2 separate regions of the Homo sapiens genome follow, and region 1 is linked to region 2. Evidence: read pairs that join two places in POLR2A ChIA-PET (ENCODE). Cell type or tissue: GM12878. All regions are shown on one strand. Each heading gives the region's core, and the rest is flanking DNA. Links, peaks and the distances in the headings are about the cores only. Region 1 overlaps TRIM33 (tripartite motif containing 33). Region 2 has its middle 34 kb from the start of OLFML3.

Region 1 (9,592 bases), core at 516-8,515, 450 kb after region 2:
CATATGAAACACACTCCTAGTAAATGAATACTACTGAATTCTGAGGGTACAAGGCTAAAATACAAAGGTATGTATTAGAGGGTCAGTAACTCTGCTTAGTTGTTCATAAATCCCTAGCTTTTCTACAAATTTTATATGTAACATGAAATCAGTGTATTTGTGATTTGATGTTTAAAAGAATACTGCTTTTGTAGATTACAGCCAAAAATACTATAGGACACCAAGAAAAAGCTTATTTGAATCACAGGAGTAGCAAACAAATGCATAATATAACTCCATTCTTGTAAACCCAAACCTACAAAATGATACATTTTAACAAACATTCATAAGACAATTAGATTTAAATGTGGAAATCTTTAAATAATTTACCAAAACATATATTGCTCAAGAAATTAAAATATGTAAAATACAGATTTAAAAGATTAAGACACAAACATATAATCAATATTTGCTTTAAGAAGAAGAATGACTTTACAAGCACTTTTTATAGTATTTCCTGGTAAGCAATTATGATTTCTGTACCTATGTTCTTTGTGTTCCAATAGCTGACAGTCTCTACATGTCAATCTATCACATGTTTCACAGAAAAGTTTCAACTGTTCTTGTTTGTGTACAGGGCAGAAAACAGGGCGTTGACCAGATGCTCCAACAGACTCTGTAGCAAAATAAAACAAATATTTTTTAACCAAACATAAAATTTTTGTCTAGTTTTCTAAATTCCTATTGATGTTGCTATCCAAAGTTTATAAAGAATAAGTAGAAAATTCTATAGGGGCAAAAGAAGGAGGTTAACTGTAATCATTGTAATGATTACAATGCATCTATCTTACCTGAGACATCTTCTTTCTTCCTGATCAAGTGATCTTTAGTAAATTTTACTCTTTGATGTGCTTCGATACATGTCTTACATAGCCACTCTCCACATTCTACACAAAAGCCAACTGCACTTGCATTGTCTTCACAACTAGTACATACCTAAAAGAAGAAATAAGCACTAATCTAAATTAAATACATAAAATCTAGATCTAAAAAAAAAAAAAAACTTGTTCTTCAATATACTATTTCACTGTACACAGAATAAAATTATTTTGTTATCCATTTATCTTCAACAAAATCCTTTTCCTTACAGATCATTCATGTAGGTAAAAATCTAAGGCTGAGAACACGAAGTCTGTGCAGATTTGACTTTTTTTTTTTTTTTTTTTGAGACAGGCTCTCGCTCTGTCACCCAGGCTGGACAGCAGTAGTGCAATCACGGCTCACTACAGCCTCAACTTCCTGGGCTCAAGCAATCCTCCAACCTCAGCCTCCCAAGTAGCTGGGACTAAAGGCGCATGCCACCACGCCCGGCTAGTACTTTTATTTTTTGTAGAGATGGAGTCTCACTATGTTGCCCAAGCTGGTCTCGAACTCCGGGGCTCAAGCAATCCTCACACCTCAGCCTCCCTAAGTGCTGCGACAACAGGCGTGAGCCACCATGCCTGGCCCAAATTTGACATTTTAAGTAATAGCTTTAGTCTCATTTAACTAAGTTTGAGAGTATATAAGAAAGCTATCTTTAACTTTCTATTTGAAACAGGAATCCATAGCAGAACCACCCTAAATGACTTAACTATCCAAACATGTTTTTCTTATAACTTACAGTTTGATATCAAGATAGGAATATAAAGAAAAATTGAGAAGCATACCTGTTCTGATTTTTCATCAGAACTGCTAGGAGCTTCAGATGTGTCTTTCACAAAATAATTATCCACAAGGTCTATCTGTCTGCATTCTTGGCGGCATACTGGGCACCGTATTACACCAACTACAACATAAAATAACAACATTTTAAAATATTCTTCAGGAATAAAGAAATTGTGCATGATGTCCATATAGAAACATTAATTCATCACAGAGAAGACCAAAGAAATGAGCATCAAGAGCTCAGTAAAATAACCCAGCGAGTTATTCCATTTGGGTAAAAGTGATACTCTATTTAGGAAAAGAAAAAACAAGCATTATGATGCCTCCCAAGAAGTGCTTCCTCATTATAATATGTGGTTAGCTGAATAATTGCCCCAAAAGAAATCCAGATCCTGATCTTCGGAAACTATGAATATTAATTTACATGGTAAAAGGGACTTTACAGATGCGATTAAGGCTCTGGAGATGGTTTGTCCAGCGGGTCCTAAACGTGATCAAGTGACCTTATCAGGGGGAGGAAGAGGAAGGTAAGACTACAGAAGAGTGGAAGGCAATTATAATAACAATGGACGCAGGGAGTAGAGTGATGCACTTTATAGATGAAGGAAGAAGCCGGAGAAAAGAAAGACAGGCAACCACTAGAAGCTGAAAGAGACAAGGAAATGGATTTTCTCCCAGAGCCACCAGAAGGACCAGTCCTGCCACCACTTTTGACTTTAGCCCAGTGAAAGGGATTTCAAACTGCTGGCCTCCATAATGGTAAAACAGTAAGACAGGTGCTGTTTTAAGACACTAAGTTTGTGGTAATTTTGTTACAGCAGCAACAGAAAACTAATATACAATCTATCATCTTATAAATTCTGACTTGGTTAGAGATACTTGAATACATGCTAATATGAGAAGAAAGATCATCTGTCCCTTCACCTGCTAGTGTTCCAGGACTTATCAGAATGGATAAACTGTTGAGGTAACACATAGAGGCTAAATAACTGAAAATAGCACCAGAGTCAACACAACAAACTGACTACATGTCAGCCATGAAATAGAGGATACAGCATAAATGACACAATCCACACCTTCAAGAAGGATTCTAGATTAGTATGTAATTTTTATAGTTTATAATGTACACAATTACAGAAAGCACCAAAGACTGGGATATAAACCAAGTCCCCATGAGTTGTGTAGTACACAAACTGTAGTACCATATATAGTCATTCTGATGGAAAATGAAAACATAAATAAAACTTATCACTCTAAAAGAAGGGTGAGGTGGCTCATGCCTGTAATCCCAACACTTTGGGAGTGGAATGATCACTTGAGCCCAGGAGTTTGAGGCCAGCCTGGACAACATAGTGAGACGCCATCTCTAATTTTAAAATAAAATAATTAAAATTAAAAAATAACTACTGTTATATATTTAAAACAAAATACTGTTCTTATTAATATTTCCTCTTTATTTTACCAAAAACATGGTATAAAAATAAATAAAAAGAGCCGGGCGCGGTGGCTCACGCCTGTAATCCCAGCACTTTGGGAGGCCGAGGCGGGCGGATCACGAGGTCAGGAGATGGAGACTATCCTGGCTAACATGGTGAAACCCCGTCTCTACTAAAAATTAAAAAAAAGTCAGCCGGGTGTGGTGGCACGCGCCTGTATTCCCAGCTACTCAGGAGGGCGAGATAGGAGAATCGCTTGAACCCGGGAGGTGGGGGTTGCAGTGAGCTGAGATCGCGCCACTGCACTCCAGCTTGGGCGACAGAGAGACTCGGTCTCAAAAAAAAAAATAAATAAATAAAAAGATCTTGGTAAAAGGAAACACACAAAAACAATTTTTCAAACCAAAGGGAGAAATAGTAAAGTGAAGAGAAAGGGGAAAAGGAAAAATATTTTCACATTTGGGAAAGCATGACTTAAAAACCTCTTGAGAAAGTGTATTATATAAAACTACAAAGAAGATAAGTATAAGTAACTGTAGAGACAAAGATATGAGAGCAACTAACTCTTCTTAGAGTAAATCAGTTAAATTTTCACCAAAAAGATAACACTTCTAATAGGGTCTTGAAGAATGAACGTGACTATACTAGTGTGCAAGAAAGGGTTTATTTGGCAGGCCTGGGTTGCTCAAATGCTGCACATTCCTTCTTAAGAAAGGCCTATCTTCAGGACTGGCCCTTTACACGTTCCTGGGAGATGACCTCTGAGCCCGTGGAAAATTCTGCCTGGTAAGAGTACTTTTGTATACCTGAGGCTTTAAGCCATACCGTGTTTGACCTCTGGGTGCACTGGTGTCCAAGTAGCTGATTACCAGTCCTGTGGGGGCTGCGTGGCAATGAGACTGATCTCCAAAACTTAGACACCAAGGCTCAGGTGAGATTCCCTACTTGGCAATACTCCCAGTGTATTGTCCCACATTGTTGCTGGGGACATCTGAAAGCATGGGTCTGCTTTCTCTTGGGCTTTGCACCATGCACCTTTTCTCTTTGCTGATTTTAATCTGTATCTTTCAACTAAATTAGGGTTTCTCCATGTTAGTCAGGCTGGCGTCGAACTCCTGACCTCAGGTGACCGATCTGCTCGCCTTGGCCTCCCAAACTGCTCGGATTACAGGCGTGAGCCACCGCACCCCGCCAGATCAGTTAACTCTTCAAGAAGTTTATATGTATAAGTGTATTTAGTCCTCATAGCAGCCCTGTAAAGTAGGTTCTATTACTATCCCCACATTAAAGGTGAAAAAATTGAGGTTCGGAGAGATTAAGAAACATTCTGAAGGTCATGTGGTGACGTAAATGCCAAGATCTGAATTCAACTAACATGTCTGTGTCTACAGCTCATGCTCTTAAGAACTATGCTAAACTATTTCTCTAATTAAAACGCTGGTCTATCAGTAACAAAAGAGACTAAACTAAGGCAGTATTAAAGGAAATGTAGAGGATAAATCAGAGTATCAATTGGACTTAATAAATGACTGTATGATGAAGGAGTACTAAGAGTTACAATGAGGAAACAAATTAGAAATTCTAGATGATTCCCAAGTTCCTGGTGTGGGTAATGCATAGATAATTACATAACTACTCAAAATGAGGAAAAAGTGTTTTAGCCAGAAATGTAATGAGTAAGTTTTGGATAGATGGTGTTTAACTAGCATATTTCTGGAGCTGAAGGGTGTGGAGGGAGCTACCAGCATGTAAATAACTCAAATGTGAAATGTAGTTATGACTGCTGAGGAAGAATATTATCAAGGACAATAACCCTTGTTACACCAATATTTACAAGTCAAGCAGAAGAAACAGAGCTCTCAAATTTAGGAGACAGCTTTCAAACATTTTCAACTGCAAACCACAGGAAGTACACTTTACATCAAAGGCCAGGACACAAATACATACCTGTCTGTGTAACTGAAACAAACACAAGTCAAACAAGGATCAACTACTTTTCCATTAACCATTTATGATTAACTTGTTACCACTGTACCAATTTACTTTTAAAATTACATAATGCGCTTAAAGTCAGCTGACTCTTAGCATGACCTAACAATCTTTTCATTTAGCCCTAGCTTCTCTTTCCAATATTCTCAAGCAGTCACACCAAAGCTTTGGTCATCAACACCACTCTCCTTTCCCTTAGAAAATAATGAAAAATTACAGATATATTTTCAGATAGAGAGGGGAGTTGAGAGAATTTATACCTACAGCCTCTAATTACTTAAGTCAGAGCCCAGTCCAAATGATAAGAGAGTCCTGTGAGTTAAGTGTTGAAAGACTGGAATGAATTATCCAAAGAATAGGAAAAAGAAGCTGGATGGAAAAAGATTGTCAAGTCGTGCCAGAAACCTCAAACTGGAGAAGTATAACCATGCCTAAGTCTAGTTCCTCTCTCCACCATGCACCTATCTCTTATTCATCTCTATTCCCACCCTATGTGCACACATTAATAAGGGGCTAGAGAGTGCAGTGGTGTGAGAGGTAACAGCAGGAGCAGCGCTGCTGCTGGGGGCTAGGGCTGATTTGTCTGACTTCCTGTCTGTGCCTAGCCCATTCGAGCTGCAGCCATGTCTGGGGATGAGATGATTTTTGATCCTACTATGACCAAGAAGTAAAATCAGCAGCAGCAGTCCTTTAGTTAGAGGAGGAAGGGGATACCCAAACAGAGGAGACCCAGCCCTTAGAAACAAAACAAGTGGCGCCAGAGCCAACTGGGGACAAAGAATTGGAAGCTGATGAAGAGAACAGTAGGGAAAAAGGTGCTTCTGATGATCTAGATGACTTGAACTTCTTTAATCAAAAGAAAAGAAAAGAAAAAAACAAAAAAGATGTTTGATACTGATGAAGCTGAAGAAGGTGTAAAGGATCTTAAGATTGAAAAAATATTCAAGAACCAGCTGAACCAGAGTATGACCTTAATATTATGCTTGGCAATAAAAAGAAGAAAAAGAAGAATGTCAAGTTCCCAGATGAGGATGAAATACTAGAGAAAGACAAAGTTCTAGAAGATGAAGACAGCAAAAAAGATGACAGTATCTCATTCAATAATCATACAGGCCCTGCTAGGGCAGTCTCAAATACACATAAGGAGCTACTGAAGCGAGTGTGCAACATCACGAGGGAAAAGAATCCAGATGTGGTTGCTGAAAAGGAAATCTGTCATCAAACCTCTACAGGTCATTTGAGTAGGAACCAAGAAAACTTATTTTGTCAACTTTACAGATATTTGTAAACTATTACATCATCAGCCCAAACATCTTGCATTTTTGTTGGCTGAACTGGGTACAAGTGGTTCTATAGATGGTAATAACCAATTTGTAATCAAAGAAGATTCCAACAGAAACAGAAAAAGTCTTCAGAAGATATATTAAGGAATACTTTTCACACATGCTGATCACTGGACACACACCTGCAGAAGAGACTCAACTCTACTTCTTACAGTGAGCAACTTATTGTTGATAATCTGTTGCAAGTACAAAACCAGTTTCCAGACTGTCATGGGCAAGCAAGCACAGCTCCGTGCCAAAGCTGACTAATTTGCTAATCACTGATTTTACAACGTGTGTTGTGGAGATTTGGCGGGACAGGTTTGTCATCAGAATGGATATACTGTTGTATTAAAAAAACAAGATTAAAAAGCTGCCAAGTTCTTTGATGAGTGGTCAGTTGGTCTGAAATTCTTGCAAGATGCCGCTGTTCAAACTGTTGACATAATCATGGCCTCTTCTCTCTCTGTCAGAGAGATGTGATATGGGGTAAGGAAGTGTTTTTCAAAATTGTTCACTGGCATCTGTAAGATAATTTAGTTCTTATAACAGAGCAAGAAAATCAAATTTAAAAAATAGAGACCTAGAAAGCAATATGTATTTGCCAAAAAGGAATGATGGCAAAAAAACAATAATTATGTTCTGGAGCAACAGGTCACTGATCTTTACTAAAGAAATTTTATAGCAATGGAGGTAGCGGCAGACAGACATTAGCATGAGCGTGGGGAACTGAAGATGTGAAATGCTGAATATGTTGCCCACTCTTACAAAAAACTTGGCAATGAAGAAAAGAGACAAAATGACCTGTCAATAGAGGGAGAATAAAGAAGAATGCTGCTTTATACAGGGAAAACTTGGAGATATGATACAGAAAGTAACTGAAATAATTTATAATAAAAATGGCTTAAATCCTATAAAATAATATCATAGAGTAACATATATTTAGATAATGTCAGTAAGTATTTCCAAAGTTAATTTTATCACTTAAGAATGAAGCTGGCTTAAGGTGAAGTCATAGTCATATATGGCCACATATGTGCACATACAATCATATACGAAGAACACTAATATCTTATAATAAACTAAGTATAACTAATATCTATTATCATAAAGCTTGTTGGTATTCTTAGGGCTTCTTATATTCTTGAAGTTATACAGGAATATCTTGTTTTACTGCATTTAGCTTTATACTGCTTCACAGATGCTGAGCTTTTATAAATTGAAGGTTTGTGGCAACCCTGCATTAACCAAATTAGTAGACGCCATTTTTCCCACAATGTGTGCTCACTGTGCGTCTTTCTGTTACATTTTGTTAATTTTTGCAATATTCCTAACTTATAAATTATTATTTATCTATTATGGTGACCTGTGAGTTCTGATCTTTCATGTTACTACTGTAATTGTTTTGAGGCCCCACAAACTGCGCCCAATGAAAACAGCAAACTTAATCAATAAATGTATTCTGACTGCTTCACTGACTGGCCACTCCCTGTCTCTCTCCCTTTCTCAGGCCACCCTAATGCCTGAGACCAAACAATATTGAAATTAGGCCAATAAATAACCCTGCAATGGCCTCAAAGTGTCCAACTGAAAAGAAGAATCGATTCAGCATGACTTGGTCAATAACAACAACAACAACAACAACAACAAGTCAAACATCTCCTACATTAAATTTTAAAAAGCTAGAAATTGTTAAGCTTAGTGAGAAGGCATATCAAAAGCCAAGACAGGCCAATGCTAGGCCTCTTGCGCCAGTTAGCCTAGTTGTGAATGCAAAGGAAAAGTTTTGTGTTTTGTTTTGTTTGAGATAGGGTCTTGCTCTATGGCCCAGGCTGGAGTGCAATGGCATGAACACTGCTCGCTGAAGCTTCGACTTCCTGGGCTCAAGTGATTCCTACCTCAGCCTCCCATGCAGTGGGGACCACAGGCTCATGCCACCATGCCCAACTAATTTTTTGATTTTTTGTAAAGACAGGGTCTCATATTGTTGTCCAGGCTGGTCTCGAACTCCTGGGCCCAAGCAATCCTCCCGCATAGGCCTCTCAAAGTGTTGGGACTACAGACATGAGCCACTGCGCCTGGCCTGCAAAGTTCTTGAAGGAAATTAAAAGTGACAGTCCAGTGAGCATATGAATGATAAGAAAGCAAATCAGACTGGGCATGGTGGCTCCCACCTGTAATTCCAGCGATTTGGAAGGCCGAGGTGGGCGGATGGCGAAGTCAAGAGATCAAGACCATCCTGGCCAATATGGTCAAACTCTACTAAAAATACAAAAGTTAGCTGGGTGTGGTGGCGTGCACCTCTAGTCCCAGCTACTCGGGAGGCTGAGGCAGGAGAACTGCTTGAACCCAGGAGGCGGAGACTGCAGTGAGCCAAGATCATGCCACTGCACTCCAGCCTGGCGACAGAGCAAGCAAGATTCTGTCTCAAAAAAAAAAAAAAAGAAGTGCCCTGCTAAATTTAAATAAACACAATTTCCATATTAAAAAATTAGAAGACCTGAAAAATGGCAATCCTGAGAAGCAAATTAGTAGTCTGCTACTAATGAAACTTCAAGACATACCTATTGAAAAAGAAAAGGATAAACAAACATACAGCAGCAACTGCAAAAAACAAAACAAAACAAAAAGGTAAAACAAAAACAAACAGGAAGAATATTAGCATTAGATAAACCTAAGTAAAAGTTAAAAAAGCATTAAATAGGAATAGTGGGAATACTGTACAACAATGAAGGACACAGTCCACAAATTGTCAAAACAAATTATGCAATTTATGCAGGATAGTAGCCACAAACAAAAGGTAAAACAAAAATGGAAAACATGTTATTTTATAAAAAATTGAATGGTTGTCAAGCTCACATTTCCTTATCCAGTTTTTGAAATACAGAAAATTATTGTATGTTTAGCTACAAAACACATTTAGTGAAAAAAACCTGACCTGAACTGTCATAAAGCTATATATATCTTTAGTTACGCTATTTAGTGTAAATACTGCTGCAGAAATATTAAGGCATTTGATTATAGGGTACGACCACAGACCATGCTGGAAATTTAAGTACCATCTTGCCTTCCTAAAATGTGAACACTTATGCATCCCAAACACTGAATATATGAATAAAATTTTTAAACTTAGAAACATAAATATTTTGTTTTCCTATG
Region 2 (9,592 bases), core at 502-8,501:
TGAAGCGTTGATAGAACTAAAAAGAAGAAATAAATTATTTTTCTGATCTTGGACAAGGAGGAAGGACATGGATTTAAAGTTGGATGCCCTAAATGCCAAGACTGTCTGCATCTAGGACAGGTATTACATGCAAGAGGCTCTCCTTCCAGCCAAGCATGTGCCCTAGCTAAGCTCCTGCACTTTCACAGGAGGCTGACAGCCCATCTCCAGCCCAGCCTATTAAAGAATAAGGCTGCCCTTAATTGGTAACAGGGAGGAGCTGAACCCCATGTACTTGTCAGCATAACACTGAGCTCCCTGCAGCTCAAAATTTACCAAATGCTTGGTTGCAAAAAATAGCATTAATAGAGATAAAAGACATGCATTCCCACCGTTCCTCTAGATTCCATTAGTCTTATTCACAGATAAGTCAGACCTTCAGAGACTTGAACATATGGTTTTGGCCTCTGGCTGGCTAGCTCTATTGAACAAGGCTGAGCAGTTATGCCACTGGCCTCCCTCTTTATGTACTTATCATTAAGAGAATTAAGGATGAGGTTCAGTGTGTCAGGCAAATTTCCACTTTTTGAATACTTGCGTGGCAACCTCCCAGATAGCCCCCAGCAATCCTTGCGTGTTAGTAAGTCATGCCTTTGTGTAGTCACCTCCCATATAGAATAGGGCTGACCTGTGGAGCTATAAGATATACCAGACATGATGGAATGTGACTTCTCAATCTAGGTCATGAAAGGAATTGTGGCTTCCACTATGTCCTTTCCTATACTGCCCACTCAGGAGGAAGTCAGCTGCCATGTTGTGAAGACACTCAAACAGCACAATGGAGAGGTCCATGTGGTGAAGAACTGAGACCACCTGCTAACAGCCAGCAGTGTGAGCTCACTTGCCAGCTGTGTGAGTGAGCCATCTTAGAAGTACATCCTCCAGCTCCAACTGTTGTCAGCTTTTTTGGGATATCACTTTCATATCTCTAAATAACAAGCTTATATTGCTACTTTTTTCTGTTTTAGACATTGTCTATTTATTTTCCACTTTTCCATTTTTGTAGTGAGAAACAAAAATTACCACAAAACTTAGTAGGTTAAAACAATAAACATTTATTATCTCTCACAGTCACTTTCTTCATCTCCTCTCAATATATTATAGTGTAAATCTGATCAACATATATACTGATATACAGTCACATGCCACATAACAATGTTTTGGTCAGTGATGAACCACACAGACCACAGTGGTCCCATAAGATTGTAATGAAGCTGAAAAATTCCTATTGCCTAATGAGGTCAGAGTACAATGCATTACTCACGTGTTTGTGGTGATGTGGTGTAAACAAACCTACTGCACTGCCAGTCATGTAAAAGTCTAGCACATACAATTACATACAGTATGTAATACTTGATAGTTATAGGAAATAACTGTGTTACTGGCTTATGTATTTACTATGCTTTTAATCATTGTTTTAGAGTATACTCCTTCTACCTATTAAAAAAAAGTTAACAGTAAAACAGCTTCACTTCAGACAGGTCCTTCAGGAGGTATTCCAGAAGAAGGCTTTGGTATGATAGGAGATGATAGCTCTGTGTGTGCTATTCCTCCTAAAGACCTTCCAGCGGGAGAAGACGTGCAGGAGGAAGACAGTGATATTGATGATCCTGACCCTGTGTAGACCTAGGCTAATGTGTTTGTGTCTAATTTTTTTTTAAAGTTTACAAAGTAAAAATATTTAGAATTTTTTTAAGTAGAAGAAAGCTTATAGAATAAGAATATAAAGGAAATATTTTGTACAGCTGTGCAATATGTTTGTTTTAAGCTGTTATTTCAAAAAAGTCAAAGAGTTAAAAAAATTTAAAAAGTGTATAAAGTAAAAACTTACAGTAAGCTAAGGGTAATTTATTATTGAAGAAAGAAAATTTTAAAATAAATTTGGCATAGCCTAAGTGTACAGTGTTTCTAATCCTTGTAGGGTACAGTAATGTCCTAGGTCTTCACATTCTCTCACTGCTCACACACTGACCCAGAGCAACTTCCAGTCCTGCAAGCTCCAGTCATGGTAAGGGCCCTATGCAGGTGTACAGTTTTTATCTTTTATACCATACCTTCACTTTACAGTTTCTACATTTAGATATGTTTAGATCCCCGAATACTATAGCGTTACAATTGCCTGCAGCACTCGGTATGGCAACATGCAGTACAGGTTTGTAGCCTAGGTATGTGGTAGGCTGCACCATCTAGGTTTCTGTAAGTACACTCTGTGATGTGTGCACAATGACATAATCCTTTTTTATCTTTATGACCCCCTTGTCAACCCTCGAATCCCCTTTTGAATGAGGAGGAGCATAAGTACATGAGTTTTAGAGAAGGTAGTCAAAAGCTGGCATATCAAGGAATTGAACACAAGGCAAAACTCTTGAGAAGGAGCCAAGAATCAGAAGTCAGCAATGAAAGAAAAATCCCACAAACCAAAGGGGCAAGGGTGAGTTAAAAATGTAGAGGTGGATCCAGAGCTGGAACCAGGGGAAAGTTAGAACAGGTTTAGACTCTAGGGAAGCCAGCACTTTCCCCATAAGCTGGCGGGGCTTCTCAGCTTGCTTCGTGGTTCAGTGGAGGCATTGGGTTCTGAGGGGTGTTGAAGCCACTCACGTCCTACCATAGGCTGGACTCCTTTTTCCTCTCCCCACCCTTGCCGGCTCTGGGCACCGCCTCCTGCTTCTCAGGGCACCTCACTGCTCTTGTCATTAATGGAGATAGTTAGGGAGAGAGGAAATGAGGTAAAGAATGAAGTGAAATTAGCTTTACAGTAATCTCATTAACAGATGTCAGTCTCATTTTATAGGGAGCATAGAGCTACATATGGAATATTATTCTAAGAAAGCTGGACAATTCATTGCACCGAGGGGAGGAGGTGTCCCTTCTTCAGTCCATGTGAATTCCTTCAGTTATGCACTTCCCTCCATCCTCATATCTCTCTTTTGCTATGACTTCCTTCCATCAAATTTCCCTTCTCTTCTACATCTTCAATCTCTTCCTCTCTCCTAAATCCTTTCCTCCATATCTACTCAAGTTGTTCTCATCCTTTAACAATTTCTTCCTTGATTTCTCTAGTTCTGTCTTCCTTCCTTTTACAGACAGCTCTCCTGAAAGTTCTCTGCACCTACAGCTTCCCCTTTCTCTGTTTCTCACTCCACAGTGGTGTGGGTACTCTCACTCTGTCACTCATACTGGAGTGCAGTGGTATGATCTTGGCTCACTGCTGCCTTGAACCCTTGGGCTCAAGCGAGCCTCCTGAGTAGCTGGGACTGCAGGTGTGCACCACCACACCTGGCTAATTAAAAAAAAAAAAAAAAAAAATATATATATATATATATATACACACACACACACATACATATTGCAGAGATAGAATCTTGTTATGGTTCCTAGGCTGGTCTCAAACTCCTGACCTCAAGCAATCCTTCTGCCTTGGCCTCCCACAGCCCTGGGATTACAGGTATGAGCCACCACACTGGTCTCACTTATTCTTAATTTCATCTCTTCTGGTCTTTTCTTTCTTTTTTTTCTGCAGGTTACAATTCCTTTGCTTGTCCCTTAAATGCATGGTTCATTCTTGACCCTCTTCTCTTTTCATCCTCTAAATGTTTCCAGATGTATCATCTCTTCCTGTGGCTTTGTATGGCAGTGCTGCCAAATATAGATATTTCTGACCAGAGCCCTCTACTGAGTTGTGTTTGTGTGCACAACTACCTTCTGCACTTCTGACCCTTTACCCAAGGCTGTCCCTCCTCCTGGATGTCATTTTCTGGAGAATGGCATGGTCAGCTACTTTGATTTCTGAATCAGGAACCTGGACATTATCTCTGACCCTCTCTTACCCCTTCTCTACTCCATGTCCAGTCAGACACCAGTCAACATAACCCTGGACTCTGCTTCTTACCATCTCACAGCCTCAGTCCCTTCTCTCCATCCCCACAGCCACTGCCTTAGTTCAGGCCTCCAGTGTTCATGCAACCTCCTGAATGGCCTCCCCCACACCAAGATTCTCTCCATTAACCCATCTCCACATTGTGGCCATGGTGGCTATTAAAGACATATATCTGGGTGTGATGTTCTCCCAGGGAAAAACCACATTGGCTTCCGTGCAATTAGGGAATCTCTGAAGTCCCTGTCTTGGTCTTGAAGGCCTTTCAGAGTGGGCTGCATCTCTGGCCTCAGCCTCCCCAGGTCTCTGCTGTGGGCCAGTCCATGCTAGCCTGTACGGAGCTGCTTGCTGCTTTACGTGTCAGTGCTGTTGAACTTGCTGTTTCCTATACCTAAAATACATCCCTACCTTCTTCACCAGATTGACCCATACACATACTTCAGCACAGCTCAAGCATCCTTCTTCCAGCCTTCGCTGACACAGCCTCCTCCCTCTCCCCCAGGCTGGGTGAGGGACTTTTCCTCTGCGTTCCTTTGTCCTCATCTCTGTCAGACACTATCATACCATACTGTGAGCATTTGTTTTCTTGTCAGTAAATAAAGGCAGGACTTTTTGGGGCGGGGGGAAGCTTATAATACTGGTACTCTGCACAGTTTGGCCTGTTGTAGATGTTCAACCAATGTTTATTTATTTATATTTTTAGAGACAGGGACTCACTCTGTCACTCAGGCTGGAGTGCAGTGGCGCGATCATGGCTCACTGCAACCTCAAACTCCTGAGCTCAAGCGATCTTCCTGCTTCAGCCTCCCAAGCAGCTGGGATCACAGGCGCAAGCTGCCATGTCTGGCTAATTCTTTCACTTTTTGTAGAGAGGGGTCTCTGTATGTTGCCCAGGTTGGTCTCAAACTCCTGGGCTCAAGCAATCCTCCTGCCTTGGCCTCCCAAAGTGCTAGGATTACAGGCATGAGTCACTGCATCAGGACCCAACCAACTTTTGTTGAATAAATGAATCAAAGAGTGACTAGACTGCAGAAGAAAGTGTTGTCAATTCCCTTACTTAACAAAGCTGATGCTTAATAATAACAAACATTTTTCTTGGATCTCAGGTACACAGGATTATTCCGCCCTTCATCTCATCTCACAGTGTCATCAATGGTCCATGCAAGAACTCTGCCATTCATTCATTCATTCATTCATTCACTTATTCATTCATTCTTTTTATCCCCATCCCCTATATCCCATCACTGTTTTAATTTGTTTAATGTTGAATCTTGAAAAGCACACATCATTGTTTTGTGGCTGCGGATTTTTAATTTATGTGAATAGGGTTGTGATATAGCTCATTATGTTTCTTGTCTTCTATTCAGGACCATGGTTTTAAGATTCAGCCACATTGCTATGTGTTCTTCTGGCTTATTGCTCTTAACTGTTTCATTGTTCTCCTAAAACTAAACATTTAAACAGCATTTTAGTCCTCATGATTTTTTTTTGTTCTATTGTTTTGGTTTTTTTTTTTTTTTTTTTTTTTGAAATGGAGTCTCGCTCTGTCGCCTAGGCTGGAGTATAGTGGCGTGATCTCGGCTCACTGCAAGCTCCGCCTTCCGGGTTCACGCCATTCTCCTGCCTCAGCCTCCTGAGTAGCTGGGACTACAGGCGCCCACTACGGCGCCTGGCTAATTTTTTGTATTTTTAGTACAGACGGGGTTTCACCGTGGTCTCGATCTCCTGAACTCGTGATCCGCCCGCCTCGGCCTCCCAAAGTGCTGGGATTACAGGCGTGAGCCACCGTGCCCGGCCCTGTTTTGGTTTTTAAATTTGATGTTCACATCAGCAATGTGAGGAAGTCAGGGCAAGTATTAGTATCTCCATTTTACTGCAGAGGAAGCTGAAGCTCAGAGAGAGTGAGTGATTTGCCCTGAGTTATACAGCACTTTTGTGGCAGAATCTTTATGTGGGTCCCATTTTCTAACACCACATTCAAGGCATGCTCAGGGATCACACTCCCTTCTCATGTGGGTGTGGCCAGACCTGGACCCAAGGAGGAGGAGATAGGAGCCTGCCCTCATGGTCAGGGGCAGGAGTGTCTCAGGGCAAACCTCGTGAGATATCTCCCTCCTACCAGAATTCCTGCCTCCTGAAAGCACGTTAAAATGAGTGTCTGGGAAGTTGGGAATGGAGGTGGGGTGGAGGACTATGCAAAAGGCAATAGCTTTGGGGGTGGTGGTGGGGTTCACATGAGCCAGGGTTGTGGGGTGATTGCTAATTGTGTATAATAGATACTTGCCTCTCCCTTCTTCAGCCATTGTGAGTCACCCATGGGGAAATGGCCTCCATTCCCACAAGGAATCCCAGTTCCCCAGAATTGACCCCATCTGCCCACCATCATCATGATTGCTCTGTCTCAGGGGCAGGTGTGTTCTCTGCAAGTTGTGATACATGACATCTGTGATTGTTTTTCTAAATAATGAAAATTATAAGGCTGTGAGTAAACTCCTAGAAGGAACCAGGTGAACCCTCTATGAATCCTTCTCATGAGAATTTTTAGAAGCTCAGGCCACTCACTGCCTTTTATCCCTGCCCTCTTTCCATTACTGGAAAAAAACATAATTATAATCATATAATCAAACTAAGATTCATGATTAATTACAAACACATTGTTTACAAAGTACTTATTATCTCATTTAATACTCTTTTAACACATGTTGGTACCATGATCCCCTTTTAGTGAGGAAATTGAGGCTCAGAGAGGGTAAATAACTTTCCCAAGGTAACACAGAAAAAAGTGTCACAACTGAGACTCAGATCTAGATCTCCTGATCACAGGTGCTATGCCTTATCCACTACACCCCATCAAGAGCAGATGTCCAGTTTCTCTGTAGGAGAATTCAGGTTGGTGTCCAAGACTCAGCATGAAGATGATCCCCTAAAAAGAAATTGCTCATATTTATCCAGTGAGTAACCTACCTGGGTATGCTATCATTCATCATTTAGCAACTGTGCCTGGAGCCCCTGCTGGGTGTGCAACCAGCTCTGTGTAAGTGAGAAAATCCATGTCTCCTTCTGTCTTCAGAGTAACAAAGCCATTTCCCAATGAATCATAGATGACTAATTAAAATGCACACTTTTCCCGGGCTCTCTGGTTAATTCTTTCCTAAACCAGGCAGGGGTCGGGGTGGGGATGAAGTTGTTGCAGGATGGAAAGAAAGCAGAGGAGAACAAAAAGGGGATCAAAAGGAATGGAAGGGGGAGAACAAAAATCAAAGAAAGGAAGGCAGGAAGGCAGGATGTCAGGAAGGAAGGGAGAGAGGAAAAGAGGAAGAGAGGAACATGTACCTATTTGCCTCAAGGAAAACAGGTAAATTTTCTAAGTCTCTAGCAAGTTTACATTTTCTAGTATTTTACAATATATGCTATTTCAGGTATGTGATCTTGTTGAGCCACAAAAAGATCTTTTGTTTTAAGTAAGATATTTTTATACAACTTTATAAATGAGGAAGCAGATTCTGGGAGGTTAGGGATTACTTAACCTTGGAGATAATCTAGAAGAACTGGAAAGACTAAAGTTTTGATGCCCAACAGATTTGGATTCAAATCTAGACTATCTGTGATTTATCAACGTGACCTTAGTCAAGTTACTTAGCATCTTGGAGCTTTGGTTTCCTCTTCTGTAAAATGAGGATCGTGATAGCTCCGATCCCTTAGGGTTATTTTGAGGATTAAATAGGATATTGCATGGCTGTACTAGTCCATTCTCACACTGCTATAAAGAAATACCTGATACTGGGTAATTTATAAAGAGGTTTAATTGTCTTACGGTTCTACAGGCTGTACAGGAAGCATGGCTGGGAAGGCCTCAGGAAACTTTCAATCATGGCGGAAGGCAAAAGGGAAGCAGGCACGCCTTACATGGCTGGAGCAGGAGGAAGACAGAGAGGGGAGGTGCTACACACTTTTAAACAACCAGATCTCATGATAACTCACTCACTATCACAAGAACTAGCAAAGGTGAGAGTCTTTATCAAAGGTGAAATCTGCCTCCATGATCCAATCACTTCCCACCAGGCCCCACCTCCAACATTGGGGATTACAATTTGACATGAGATTTGGGCAGGGACATACACCCAAACCATTATCAATGGCCTACACAAAGACCTTAATAAATGCTAGCTATCTGGGTTTCTATATGATTGTTCTCATTACTACCACTACTATTCCTAAAGCATCTGACAGTGCTAGTACTTATAATAGTATATATTCAACAAATATTAGTTTCCCCTACACAGTCCCACATCCCTACTTCCCTAAGGTAACATAGCTAGTAATGTTGCAGGCAGTCTGGCCATGGCATTTGACGTTAGTACCAGTACTCCTCCACAGTATCTTACTGCCCACCTCTCTGTTTAGCACCTTAAAAATACAACTAGACCATATCGTATACCTCCATGACTCTAAAATTCAAAATGATATTCAGGGCTGGGTGCCGTGGTTCATGCCTGTAATCTCAGCACTTTGGGGGAGGCAGGCTGAGGTGCGGAGGATCACTTGAGATCAGGAGTTTGAGGCCAGCTTGGGAAATAAGGCAGAGACTCCATCTCTACTAAAAATACAAACAAAATAGTTGGGTGTGGTGGTTCGTGCCTGTGGTGCCAGCTACTCAGGAGGCTGAGGTAGGAAGATTGATGCTTCGGCCTGGCGGGGCAGAGGCTGCAGTGAGCAGAGATGATGCTGCTGCACTCCAGCCTGCGTGACAGAGCGAGACCCTGTCTCAAAAAGAAAAAAAAAAAGATATTCAGATATCTTAAGGTTAATTGTTCAGAATATTCTATTATCTCTACTGCTTGGGGAAGGACTTGTGCGCCCTCTGTATTGTATCCTAATATTCCAGGACATGATGTGTCCTCTAATTGCTTTAAGTTTGAATATACAATCAATTCCGTACACACAACAAATTAAGAAGCCTAAAATAATGGGCAGAGTTTAATGTTGAAATTAATCTTAAAGCAAAGTTAATCAGCACATAATCATATTTGTGCTTCATAGTGATTAGGTACAAATGAAAGCTATTTGTGTAAATGAAAATAATCAGAAATATTTTGTGCAATCAAACCAAGCACTTGCAGAGACTTCTAGGGGACAGCAGTGATCCTGAATGTGGGTGTGTAATACAATTATAGCTATCAATGTGTCTAAATTGCTGGAGGAAGGGACTGGCCACTGAGTCCCTAAGATGTTTGCTACAATCCCCGGCAGTTGTAAATGTTCATTAATTGCTAGCTCCTCTTCCATGTCCACTTCCTCTTCTTCTTTCCTTCCCTTTTCCCATTATTATTATTATTATTACATTAATATCTTAGCCTTAACTAAAATGGCCCCAGGACCACTGACTCAGTTCCCAAGGTTGAGAGTGAATGTGCATTAGGAGTTTGGAGACACCTGTTCAGGCATCTGGGAAGAAGAAAATAACAACTCTGGAAAAATGATTTTAGTATTTGTTAGAAAGTTCTAGTAACAAATGATACTTTCTCAGATAAGAAAAGCTATGAATAAAGGGCCAGATTATAGTCATTTTTAACAACCTGAGGTCACAGGAGTTAAGGGAACAGAGCAGCAAGAGTGGCAGAATGAAAAGGTGGCCATATGTATCATGGGGCCATATTATGGGGTAATGACATGGATTAG

What was found. ChIA-PET counts read pairs that join two places held together with the same protein. Peaks named below come from ENCODE experiments on the same cell type or tissue, not always from the same donor. Only the 100,000 strongest peaks of a DNase experiment are listed, where the experiment ranks them.
Region 1: POLR2A ChIA-PET joins it to region 2 with 10 read pairs; 3 of 35 experiments call an interaction of 5 or more read pairs at or near these places.

Annotation. Positions count from the first base shown.
Region 1 is chr1:114,462,582-114,472,173 of GRCh38, forward strand. It overlaps TRIM33 (tripartite motif containing 33), which reads right to left. Exons shown (of 20, transcript NM_015906.4): 2 at 1,689-1,807; 3 at 831-975; 4 at 523-655. It also overlaps the pseudogene EIF2S2P5. Among named protein-coding and RNA genes, the nearest start is that of TRIM33, 44 kb to the right of the region's middle. In GM12878, for the core only: no CTCF peak of the experiment used is centred there; no DNase peak of the experiment used is centred there; H3K27ac peaks cover 690 bases.
Region 2 is chr1:114,008,334-114,017,925 of GRCh38, forward strand. No RefSeq gene overlaps it. Among named protein-coding and RNA genes, the nearest start is that of OLFML3, 34 kb to the left of the region's middle. RefSeq lists an enhancer at 6,786-7,985. In GM12878, for the core only: no CTCF peak of the experiment used is centred there; no DNase peak of the experiment used is centred there.